2 separate regions of the Homo sapiens genome follow, and region 2 is linked to region 1. Evidence: chromatin contacts called from ENCODE Hi-C or POLR2A ChIA-PET data. All regions are on one chromosome and are shown on one strand. Each heading gives the region's core, a stretch centred on a gene start or an enhancer-like site at or near the end of the contact. The rest is flanking DNA. Distances are from core to core; before and after follow the strand shown. Region 1 has its middle 54 kb from the start of HPSE. Region 2 has its middle 16 kb from the start of HPSE.

Region 1 (5,499 bases), core at 2,326-4,825:
CCTCCAAACTGTGCCAACCTCTGCCCATTACCCAGTTCTGGCATTGTTTCTACATTTTCAGGTATCTTTATAGCAGTGCATTACTCCTGGTACCAATTTTCTGTGTTAGTCTGTTCTCACACTGCTATAAAGAACTACCTGAGGCTGGATAATTTATAAAGAAAAGAGGTTTAATTGACTCACAGTTCCGCAGGCTTAACAGGAAGCATGACTGGGAGGCCTCAAGAAATGTACCATCATGTTGGAAAGGGAAGCAAGCACCCTCTTCACATGGTGGCAGGGGAAGGAGGGGAGGCTCCACATCACTTTTAAACAATCAGGTCTCCTGAGAACTCACTCACTATCACAAGACCAGCAAGGGGGAAATCTGCCCCCATGATCCAATCACCTCCCACCAGGCCCCTCCTCCAATTCAACATGAGATTTGGGAGGGGACAAAAATCCAAACCATACCACAAAGTAATTTTTTTGTAAAAAAGTTTATATTTTTGAAGGACACTTCCATTTGTAAAGATGTCTCCGTACCAAGGACACAGCTACTCCAGGGAGACAAGTCTTATCCCCTCCACCCCACCCCCACCGCCAGAGAGTATTATCTGCATAACAGGACAAGTCTTCTTTACCTTACATTTCTCCCCTCACCTACCCATAACTTGCTTCCTCTGCTCAGAAGCCCAAAGACCCTTTTATTTGTGTAGCTTAGTCTGTGTAAAAGCATCAAGCATCTGGCTACCTCCTTGAGTCACATTTTCTCTCATTTGTACATATATAAATTAAACTGTGTTTTCTTTCTTGTTCACCTGCCTTTATCAGTTTGATTTGCGGGCCTCAGCCATTGAAGCTAGGAGGATAGAAGGAAAAAGATTTTCTTCTCTATATCCCCCAAACACTAACCAATTTCCTGTTCCTATAAAGAATTTAAGGAAGACTGGCATTGGAAAGTCCCTGATAGTGATGAGGAAGACCAAGCCATGCCTACCTCTTTTATCAGAGAGTGTCCTGTTTGGAAAACAGAGCCCATCTCAGATAATTTTGTTGAGGGAATTTGATATAGGGAACCAAATACAAAAGTCTTGAGAGAATTGAAAAGTCAAACAAAGGACAAGGAGGCAAGCCAGATATTAGCAACAGCAAGAGGCTACTACTACCCACAGGACTAGAAAGAACAAAAGAAAAGGTGGTATTGGGAAGCCAGGAGCCAGAACCACCACCATTGGTGGGAGTTAACCACTTTGGAGCCTGCCCAAGGAGCTGAGGCTGCAGAGAGGCTGCCTCAAAAAAGCTGGGACCTTAGAGGAGACGCAGCTGGAGATGCTGCCAGATCTCCCGCCAGTGCCTCCCACTGGCCTATTGAGAAGGAAAAACTTTTCCTTTACTATCTTACATTCGGTAGCTCAGGGCCTGTCAATTTAACAGACAAAAGACAGAGTCACAGGAGAAAAGACAGTTTGTGTGTGCAATGCACACATGAGTGCTCAGTGAGGAGTCACTGGGTGTGGTGTGGTGGTTGGAATTTGGGGCTTACATTCCTAACTTCATAGGTGAAAGGGAGAAAGGAGAAAAGTCTCCTCATGAAAGAACAAATAGATTTCTTTAGGAAAGACAAATAGGTTTTTAGGGGAAAAAAAACAGGAGAAAAGAAAGTTTTTAATAATGTTCGTTTGTAAGTAGTCTTTCTGTCTTCTTTCTGGCCATGAAACCACACTGAAGAGGGGATTTATGGTAGGTTAACTCTTGGTCTCTCTCATGGGAGAAAATCTGCTTCAAAGAGGAAATTTATGGCACCCTCATTTAGAAGTTTCTGCTTTTTGTCAGAGAAACGAAGCTCTGAGAGGGCTCCTTTCTGTATCTGTTGAATCTCAAATGTCTTCAGCTTAAAATAATCTTTATATTTTCCACCTAAATGACAGAGAGAGGCTCTCTAAAAGAAAAGATGTTTATTTGGGAATGGAACATTGCAATAGGAATGCACATACCGTAGTAAACTATGTGCATATTTAGGGAGGTGAAGGAACACAAAGGTTTTCAAAGGAAAAAATGAGGATTATGTAATTGTTTTGAAATAATTATCCTTGGCTATGAAGATCAATAATAATGGTGGCACCAGTCCAAGGTTGGACTGGCAGTTGCTGGGCAGAAGTCCTTGCAGAAGTATTTTATGTACAAAGTTGTGTTTTGTTGTAGAGTCTTTTTCATGATCAGGCATACAAGCATGAAACCCTCTCTTCATGGCCTTCCCTGGCTCTATTGTCAGGGTTTTCTTAACATCAGTGACTCCATTTTGACTCTGACATCTTTCACAATACCAGCTCTGGAGCTCCAAGTGGGTTCCCACAGAATAAACCTAACTGAGCACCAGGTCAACAAGGAAGACTGGGAAATGGAAATGTCCAGGCTCTGGCCCCTACAATTCTGAGAAGAAAAGAGCAGGGGATGGTTCTGAGAACAAATAAACAGCCATCCCATTTCTTTTTCTGTGGTCACCAGTGATGTAGCTCCACAGTTGCCCCTTTTGGAGTACTCCACCATGCAGGAAACACTGCCTACCCCCAGACAGCAAGCCCAGCAGTTCACTTCCGGGTTTCCTTGAATTGCCACTTTGATGGTACTGCCTGAAAAGCAAGAAGAGCTTTTAATCTGAGAGAACTCCACCGCCCTCCATAGTCGCATACATGTAACTACTAACTTACATTGGTTTGTAAGTAACACCAAACTGAGGTGCTTAAATAAAACACCCCAATAACACTCTGAAGCTTCTTAATTCACAGTATAGATGTGGCGAGTGTTCCCAGGGATAAGGAGTGGAACTCATTTCCTTCCAAGCCACTTGAATTACCTGTGGAACAATTTATCTGCAATTCTAGCAGAGACCAGCCAGGACATCTGTTACCAAGGGTGGGATTCAAGCTTCTCATTCAACAGATCATTGACATTCACTAAGGAAAAGCGAAATATTGAGTGGGTTTCTCTGATCTTAGTCTGCTTAGTGGTCTGTATCAGACACAGGAACTCAATTGATCATTATTTATGGATGAAACCACTCGCCATTATGAATCAGTAACATGCCAATTACGCATTTGGAATAAATAATGGGAAAGACTTTTTCTCATTGCTGAATTGATAATAAAGAAGTTTTGACAGTGTCTGCTCATTTTTCAGGAAAAGACAACAAAAAAGGACACATGAAACTTGTAGGGAAGCCAGCCTCCACCTGCCGTTCACTCTGCCCACAGTAACAAAAGTGCGGATGCAGCCACTGTTAGCGTGTTCTGCCCACGGCACTATTTAGTGATGCATCAGACCTTTCTCACATTTTTCTGTGTGGACTCATGTCCTGCTTTTGTGCTTCTCTCAAGGACTTTCGGCTTCTCCTGAAAGAACACGTGTTCATCCAGCCCAACATCTTGGCAAAGGTAAGTCTTTTTGGCAGCAGGGCCATTAATGATAGTAGGTGCTGGCAAAAGTGTAGGCAGCCAGTGCTCAGGGGAAGGCAGTGACCCAATTACTGACAGCTGTTAGAGCCTCGTTTCTCTGCCTTTTAGTTTCCCCAGCAGAGTGGTACTGACACCACCATCATTAACAGTTAATTTTGATTTAGTATGTCTGCACAGGCTGGGACAACTAAAGTGCAGCCTGTTGCCTATAAAAGCTCAACTCCCCCCTTGAGGTCATTTTGAATTGCACCTGCTCAGGCCCAGGCGATGGGTGGAAGAAGCTTTTCAAGGTCATTCCAGTTTCTAAAGGCTTCCTCCTGCAGCTGGAGTCTTGAAAGCTGAACTTAAGAGCTATGCAAAGGGCTGAAATAACTTATGTTAAAACCCTCTTTCTACTCCCCTGTGATCATACTGAGAAAAACCCAAGAACTAAAATTAAGTTAAAGACCAAGACCCAGGTTTTATAACAACCAAATGTCAAGCTTAGTGATGGTATTTTAAAAAACGAGCTAAGTGGAGCATTTTGAACAAATATTGGAGGGCGACAAAAACTCTCTTCTTGACCAAAGTTTATTTATTACTTTATGTTTTAAAAATAGATACAGGGCCTCAGTCTGTTGCCAGGCTGGAGTGCAATGGCATGATCATATCTCACTGCAGCGTGAATCTCCTGAGCTCAAGTGATCCTGCCACCTCACCCTCCCAACGTTCTGGGATTATAGACGTGAGCCACCATGCCCGGCTCAAACTTTAGAAAGACTCCTCTGAGTCCTCTTTTTGATGAGGCCTCAACTTTGGCCTGTAAAAACTACAGACTCTCAGAACAAATGATTTCATCCACACTCTCTCTTCCCCACTAAAAGACTCGAACCACCAGTAATATAGTCTCTAACAGTTAAGGCTGAACCCCTAGGATGACCCCTCACTCCCCTTAAAGTTCCTGCCTGGGAATGCTCAAGGCTGCTGGAGAATTACTGTTTGTTCCAGCCCAAACCTGGTAATAGACAGATAGGCCCCTTCACCTGCCTGCCTTAGAGCAGTACCTTTAGAAAGTTTGCAAGTGTAGATGCTTTCTCTCCCTCTTTGTGATGTTGATTTCCACTATCCAGAACTGTCTCCTCGAGAACCTGAGGGCCATTCCTTTTTTTTTTTTTGAGATGGTTGAAGTGATTCTCCTGCCTCAGACTCCTGGGTAGCTGGGATTACAGGCTCCTGCCGCTATATCTGGCTAATTTTTGTATTTTTAGTAGAGACGGGGTTTTACCATGTTGGCCAGGCTGATCTCAAATTCCGAATGACCTCCAGTGATCCGGCCGCCCAGACCTCCCAAAGTGGTGGGATTACTGGCGTGAGCCACTGCGCCTGCTGGCCATCTCTTTGAAATGCAAAAATTCAGGGAAATAACTCTGCTCTCCTTACCACATCTCCCAGTAGGGTGACCACTGCGCTCTAACTAGCAGCACTATCTCCTGTCATAAAGATGTGAGGGGAAATCTGCTTTTCTTCCACATAAGCACCAATCAACAAACCCAGTCCCTGCTCAAGCTCGGTCTGGTTCTCCCATCCTACTCCCTCATTCTCCCTTTCAAACACCCAGTCAACTCTGCACAATCAAAGTAAGCTCAGTTCACACTGTATCGCTTCCCTATTGCAGTGGTTATGACAGAATAATGTCTATTTTAGTACTTTACTAGTGTCTGACTTTGTCTTTGACAAAGGTCAGATACATTTTCTTTTTGTCATAGGGAGCAGGGATTAGTTTAGACAGACAGACCATGGAGCTAAGAAGACCAAGGTTATTATGAACTTGACCTCCAGATGGCTCTGCCCATATTGCAGTGGCATGTGCACACCTCTGTCAGGCGTTTCACACATGGCGTCCATTGATCACAAGGGAGACCAGATGAGAAAGTAGTGCTGGCTCAGCACAAACGACGTGCTGCTGCTCATTTGGTTTCTCGTTACTGCTTTAAGAGCTCCAGTATACAGATGGTGCAGCTCATAGCCTCTTCTTTGTACGCCTCAGCTGGAAGAGTACCTGTGCTCTTGCTCCCCCAAATGCCTT
Region 2 (5,858 bases), core at 1,123-3,622, 39 kb before region 1:
CAAACATCCTTCTTCACATGGTGACAAGAGAAAGAAGTGCAGAGCAAAGAGGGGAAAAGCCCCATGTAAAACCATTGGGATCTCATGAGAAATCACTCACTATCACAACAGCAGCATGAGGGGACCACCCCATGATCAAATCACCTCCAATGAGGTCTCTCCTGTAACACAAGAGGATTACAATTCAGATTACAATTCAAGATAAGATTTGGGTGGGGACACAGAGTCAGACCATATCAAGCCCTATCAGAGCAACATGAATTCTGCAAAAATTGAAACAAGAACAAACACAAAATGTATGACTCAGGTGCAGTGGCTCACACCTGTAATCCCAGCACTTTGGAAAGCTGAGGTGGGTGGATCACTTCAGGTCAGGCATGTGAGACCAGCCTGGCCAACATGGCAAAAACCCATCTCTACTAAAAATAGAAAGAGTAGCCAAGCACAGTAGCACACGCCTATAGTCCCAGCTACTTGGGAGGCTGAAGCAGGAGAATTGCTTGAACCCAGGAGGTGGAGGTTGCAGTGACCTGAGATTGTACCACTGCATTCCAGCCTGGGTGACAGAGCAAGACTCTGTCTCAAAAAAAAAAAAAAAAATTATGATGAAGCTTGGATAAAAGAATGGTGAAATCATTGATGCTTTACAAAATATTTATGAGGACAATGACCCAAAGAAATCAACAGTTTACAAGTGGACTACTTGTTGTAAGAAGGGTTGAGACAGTGTTGAATATTAAGTCCACAGTGGCAGACCATCCACATCAATTTGCAAAAAAAGAAAATTAACCTTGTTCATGTCTTAACTGAAGAGGACTGATGATCAATAGCAGGAGAAATAACCAACACCATTAGACATCTCAATTGGTTCAGCTTACACAATTCTGACTGAAAAATTAAAGTTGAGCAAACTTTCCACTCGGTGTGTACATAAACCAGCTGCAGGCAAGAGCAGAGCTTTCAATGGAAATTTTAAACAAGTGGGATCAAGATCCTGAGGCATTTCTTCGAAAAATTGTAACAGGACATGGAACACGGCTGAAGACAAAGCACAATCAAAGCAATGGCTACCAAGAGATGAAGTGGTCCAGTCAACGCACAGTGAACTGGGCCAGAGCAAAAGGTCATGGCGACATTTTTCTGCGGATGCTCAAGGCATTTTGCTTATTGACTTTCTGGAGGCCCAAAGAACAATAACATCTACATATTATAAGAGTGTTTCGAGAACATTAGCCAAAGCTTTAGCAGAAAAATGCCTGGGATAGCTTCAGCACAGAGTCCTTCTCCACCATGACCATCCTCCTACTCATTTTTCTCATCAAACAAGGGTAATTTTGTGAGAGCTTCTATGGGAAATCATTAGGTATCCATCTTAAAGTCCCGTTTGGCACCTTTTAACTTCTTTTTGTTTCCTAATCTTAAAAAATCTTTCAAGGGCACCCATTTTTCTTCAGTCAATAATTTTAAAAAGACTGCATTGACATGGTTACATTCCCAGGACCCTCCGTTCTTTAGGGAGAAACTAAATGAAGGGTATCTTTGCTGGAGCTTATGTTCAGAAATAAAGTTTATATATATATATTTTGTTTGTTTGTTTGTTTGTTTGTTTTTTGAGACACGGTCTCACTTTGTCGCCTAGGCTGGAGTACAGTGGCATGATCTCGGCTCATGACAACCTCCGCCTCCTGGGTTCAAGCAATTCTCCTGCCTCAGCCTCCTGAGTAGCTGGGATTATAGGTGCATGCCACCATGCTTGGCTAATTTTTGTATTTTTCGTAGAGACAGGGTTTCACCATGTTGGCCAGGCTGGTCTTGAACTCCTGACCTCAAGCAATCTGCCCACCTCGGCCTCCCAGAGTGCTGGGGTTACAGGCGTGAGCCACCATGCCCAGTCAAAGTTTACATTTTTTATTTTTGTATTTTAATCAAATAATCTCGGCTCACTGCAACCTCCTCCTCCCGGATTCAAGCCACTCTCCTGCCTCAGCCTCCCAAGTAGCTGGAAGTACAGGTGCATGCCACCACACCCAGCTAATTTTTGTATTTTTAGTAGAGACGGGGTTTCACCATGTTGGCCAGGCTGGTCTTGAACTCCTGACCTCAAGTGCCTGCCTTGGCCTCCCAAAGTGCTGGGATTACAGGCGTGAGCCACCACGCATGGTCCCAAGAACTTTTTGAAGTCCTCTTGTACACACAACAAAATATTATTCAGTCTTAAAAAGGAAGGAAATTCTGACACATGCTACTACCCTGAGGATATTATGCTAAATGAAATAAACCAGTCACAAAAAGACAAGTATTGTTAAGTCCATTTATATGAGGTATCTAAAGTAGTCAAATACATAGAAACAGAAAGTAAAACAGTGATTTCCAGGCATGAGGGGGAGGGCAAAAAGGGGAGTTGTTTTTCAATGGTTATAGAGTTTCAGTTTTACGAGATAAAAAGTTTTGTAGATCTGTTTCACAGTCACGTGAATATACTTAGCACTACTAGATTGTTCACTTGGAAACGGTTAAGATGGTGAATTTTATGTGTTTTTTACCACGATTTTTAAAAGCTTTAAAATTTAGTATACATAGCAAAGGAATAGAGAATAAAGTAAATATTGTCATAATCTTACAGGCTAGAAATAATTAGCATTATTGGTATGTGTTCTTCCATACTTTTTTCCCTATGAATAGACACATACATACACAAACACACATATTTATTTCAATTAAATATGAGATCACACTATACCCACTTAATAATTGAAAAGGATATCTTTTCACTGTAATAAACATGTTTTCATGCTCCATTTTAATAGCTGCAGAGTTTTTTACATATTAGATGTGTGGCAGCGTAAAACTTTGGCAGCAGTTCTCAAAATTTCTGATCCCAGGAACCATTTACACTATTACAAATTACTGGGGATTCCAAAGAGTTTTTTTCACATGGGTTACATCTGCAATATTTGATGCACTAAAAATTAAAACTGAGACATTTAAAAAATATTTGTTAAATAATTAAGAGTAACTATAACAAATACTTTTTTTCTTTTAGAGACAGGATCTTGTTCTGTTACCCAGGCTGAAGGTCAGTGGCATGATCATAACTCACTGTAACCTCAAACTCTTGGGCTCAAGCAATCCTCTCACCTCAGCCTTCCAAGTAGCTAGGACTGCTGTCAAGTACCATCACACCTGGCTTATTTATGTATTTATTATTTTACTTTAAAGTTCTGGGACACATGTGTAGAACATGCAGGTTTGTTGCATAGATATACATGTGCCATGGTGGTTTGCTGCATCTATCAACCTGTCATCTAGGTTTTAAGCTCCGCATGCATTAGGTATTTGTCCTAATGCTCTCCCTCCCCTAGCTCCCACACCCCCCGACAGGTACCGGAGTGTGATATCTCCCTGTGTCCATGTATCCTCATTGTTCAGCTCCCACTTATGAGTGAGAACATGCCATGTTTGGTTTTCTGTTCCTCCTGGCTAATTTTTAAAAAACATCTTTTGTAGAAATGGGGGTCTTGCTATGTTGCCAAGGCTGGTCTCGAACTCCTGGCCTCAAGTGATTCTCCTGCTTTGTCCTTCCAAAGTGGTGGGATTACAAGCATGAGCCACTGCACCTGGCCATAAACACATTTCATATTAATATAAATAGCATATTTTTATTAAAAAAACTATGTTTAAAACAAGAAAATCAGCGAGAAAAGTAGCATTGTTTTATCTGCAAATCACTTTAGTGTCTCACTTAACAAAAGGCGGCTGGATTCTCACTTAACAAAAGGTGGCTGGATTCTTACATGAATATCAACATTAAATTTGTTACATCATAATACATCATGTAGTGTCTGGAAAATCGCACTGTCCTCTCAGGAGAGAATGAGGGTGAAAGGAACAAATGACATTTTAATATTATTATGAAAAGAGTTTTGACTTCACAGACCCCTTGCAGGGGTCTCCAGACTCTTAGGAGGTCTGTGGACCACATCTTAGGAATTGTTTTAGAGATGTTACTCTATGTCCCTTTTTTCTTTCTAGTCTTCTTTTTTGAACAAGTAGCAAGCTTGGCTCATTGTTTCAAATGTAGGATGTGACACAGCGGGGCAAAAAAAAAGCAGAGAACAAGCTTTTATTTTCAAAAGCCTAAACCTAAATCCATTAAGATTCTGTGAGGTGCCTCAGAGTTAACACCTCACCACGGTGCAGTTTCCTAACCTACTGCACACCTTGACACACATAGAAAATGACAGCATTTGTAGAGCACTCTGGGAAAGCTGATGCTTTCGAGGGAATCCGCACACCCTTGGTGTAAAATACATTTTGTATGTTATATAATTATGATAAGAAGCATAAAATACAGGCCACACGTTTGCTAAATATTTTATTTGTAAACAACCTCCAAATGCTGTTTCTTACATTTTCTTAATCAAAGCTTGAATTCATGAAGATAACATTTTTTTTTTTGAGACAAGGTCTCACAGTGTCACCCAAGCTGGAGTGCAGTGGTGCAATCATGGCTCACTGCAGCCTCAATCTCCCAGGCTCAATCAATCCTTCTGCCTCAGCCTCCCAAGTAACTGGGACTACAGGTGCACATCATCATGCCCTGCTAAGTTTAAAATTTTTTTGTAGAGACAGGGTCTTGTTATGTTGCCCAAGCTGGTCTCCAACTCCTGGGCTGAAGCAATCCTCCTGTCTCGGCCTCTCAAAGTATTGGGATTACAAGTGTGAGCCACCATGTCTGGCTAGAACATAACTATTTAATATTCAGTGTATTTGAAATGTCTGTCCACCATCTTAATTAATGATTTTCAATAATCTCTTCAAATTCCTAATAAAAACTTTGCTCATGCAAGTAGGTAATAAACAATTTAAAAAATTTTAACAGTTGTATTTATTAAAAGAATCTCACAGCAATTCCTTTCTTTCATGAGAAAGATAATGTTGACCCAGAGTCAAATCTTAAAAAAGACAATGTTGAAATTTTTTGTGATAAAGTAAATGAATTTTAGATACAATTGAACATTTTCACATTACATATTGTAAAATAGTGATGAAGCTGCAATTGACAGAAAGGGCTTGCCGATGGCCGAGGGGCAGGTGGACCAATAGATGTTCCAGGTGATACCTGGGTGGACAGATGAGTGGAAGATCACTTCCTCCTGTCATCTGCCTGCTCCTGGCCTCACTCCTGACATGCATCACTCCTCAGCACTGTGCAAGTGCCCCAGAACTCAGACACAACCCTGCAGAACAGGGAAACATTTTAAGTTTTCTATCATTTCTATCCTCTTATTATAATAAAAATTGTAAACATACATAAAAGTTTGTAACCACCACCTAGATTCTACAATTAACTATGTGTCTATCCATTCAATCATCCCTCTCTCTATTCATCAATCTATCTTATTTTTTTAAATTGAGATACAATTCTCATAGCATAAATTCACCATTTTAAAGTGTACAATTCAGGGGTTTTAGTATATTCACAAGGTTGTGCAACCATCAATACTATCTAATTCCGTAACATTCTCATCACTCCAAAGAGAAACTCCATATCCATTAGCAGTAATTCTTACTTGCTATCTACCTTCTGTCTTTATGGATTTGCCTATTCTGGACATTTCATACAATATGTATCATTTTGTGTCTGGCTTCTTTCACTTTGCACAATGTTTTCAAGGTTATGCTATGTTATAGCATAAACCAGTACTTTATTCCTTTTTGTGGCTGAATAATATTCCATTTATATGGATATACCACTTGTATTTGTCAATTTATCAGTTGATGGACATTTGTGCTGCTTCTGCTCTTTGGCTATTATGTGTAATACTCCTATGAACATTCATGTACAAGATTTTCAA

Evidence for each region. A loop is a pair of places that touch in the nucleus more often than their neighbours do. ChIA-PET counts read pairs that join two places held with the same protein, here RNA polymerase II (POLR2A). Pooled maps may share reads with other maps.
Region 2: a pooled map shows a loop between it and region 1 (3-fold over the local background). The contact joins two enhancer-like sites. A Hi-C loop is called at or near these places in 6 of 50 pooled maps. POLR2A ChIA-PET finds 5 or more read pairs at or near these places in 5 of 52 experiments (MCF 10A, OCI-LY7, PC-9 and 2 more).

What each region holds. Positions count from the first base shown.
Region 1 is chr4:83,385,861-83,391,359 of GRCh38, forward strand. No RefSeq gene overlaps it. Among named protein-coding and RNA genes, the nearest start is that of HPSE, 54 kb to the left of the region's middle. RefSeq lists enhancers at 2,542-3,741, 4,227-5,044. Within about 2 kb of position 3,576, at least 2 of the 41 ENCODE cell types and tissues checked have a DNase peak (open chromatin) inside an H3K27ac peak, as active enhancers do.
Region 2 is chr4:83,347,984-83,353,841 of GRCh38, forward strand. No RefSeq gene overlaps it. Among named protein-coding and RNA genes, the nearest start is that of HPSE, 16 kb to the left of the region's middle. Within about 2 kb of position 2,373, at least 4 of the 41 ENCODE cell types and tissues checked have a DNase peak (open chromatin) inside an H3K27ac peak, as active enhancers do.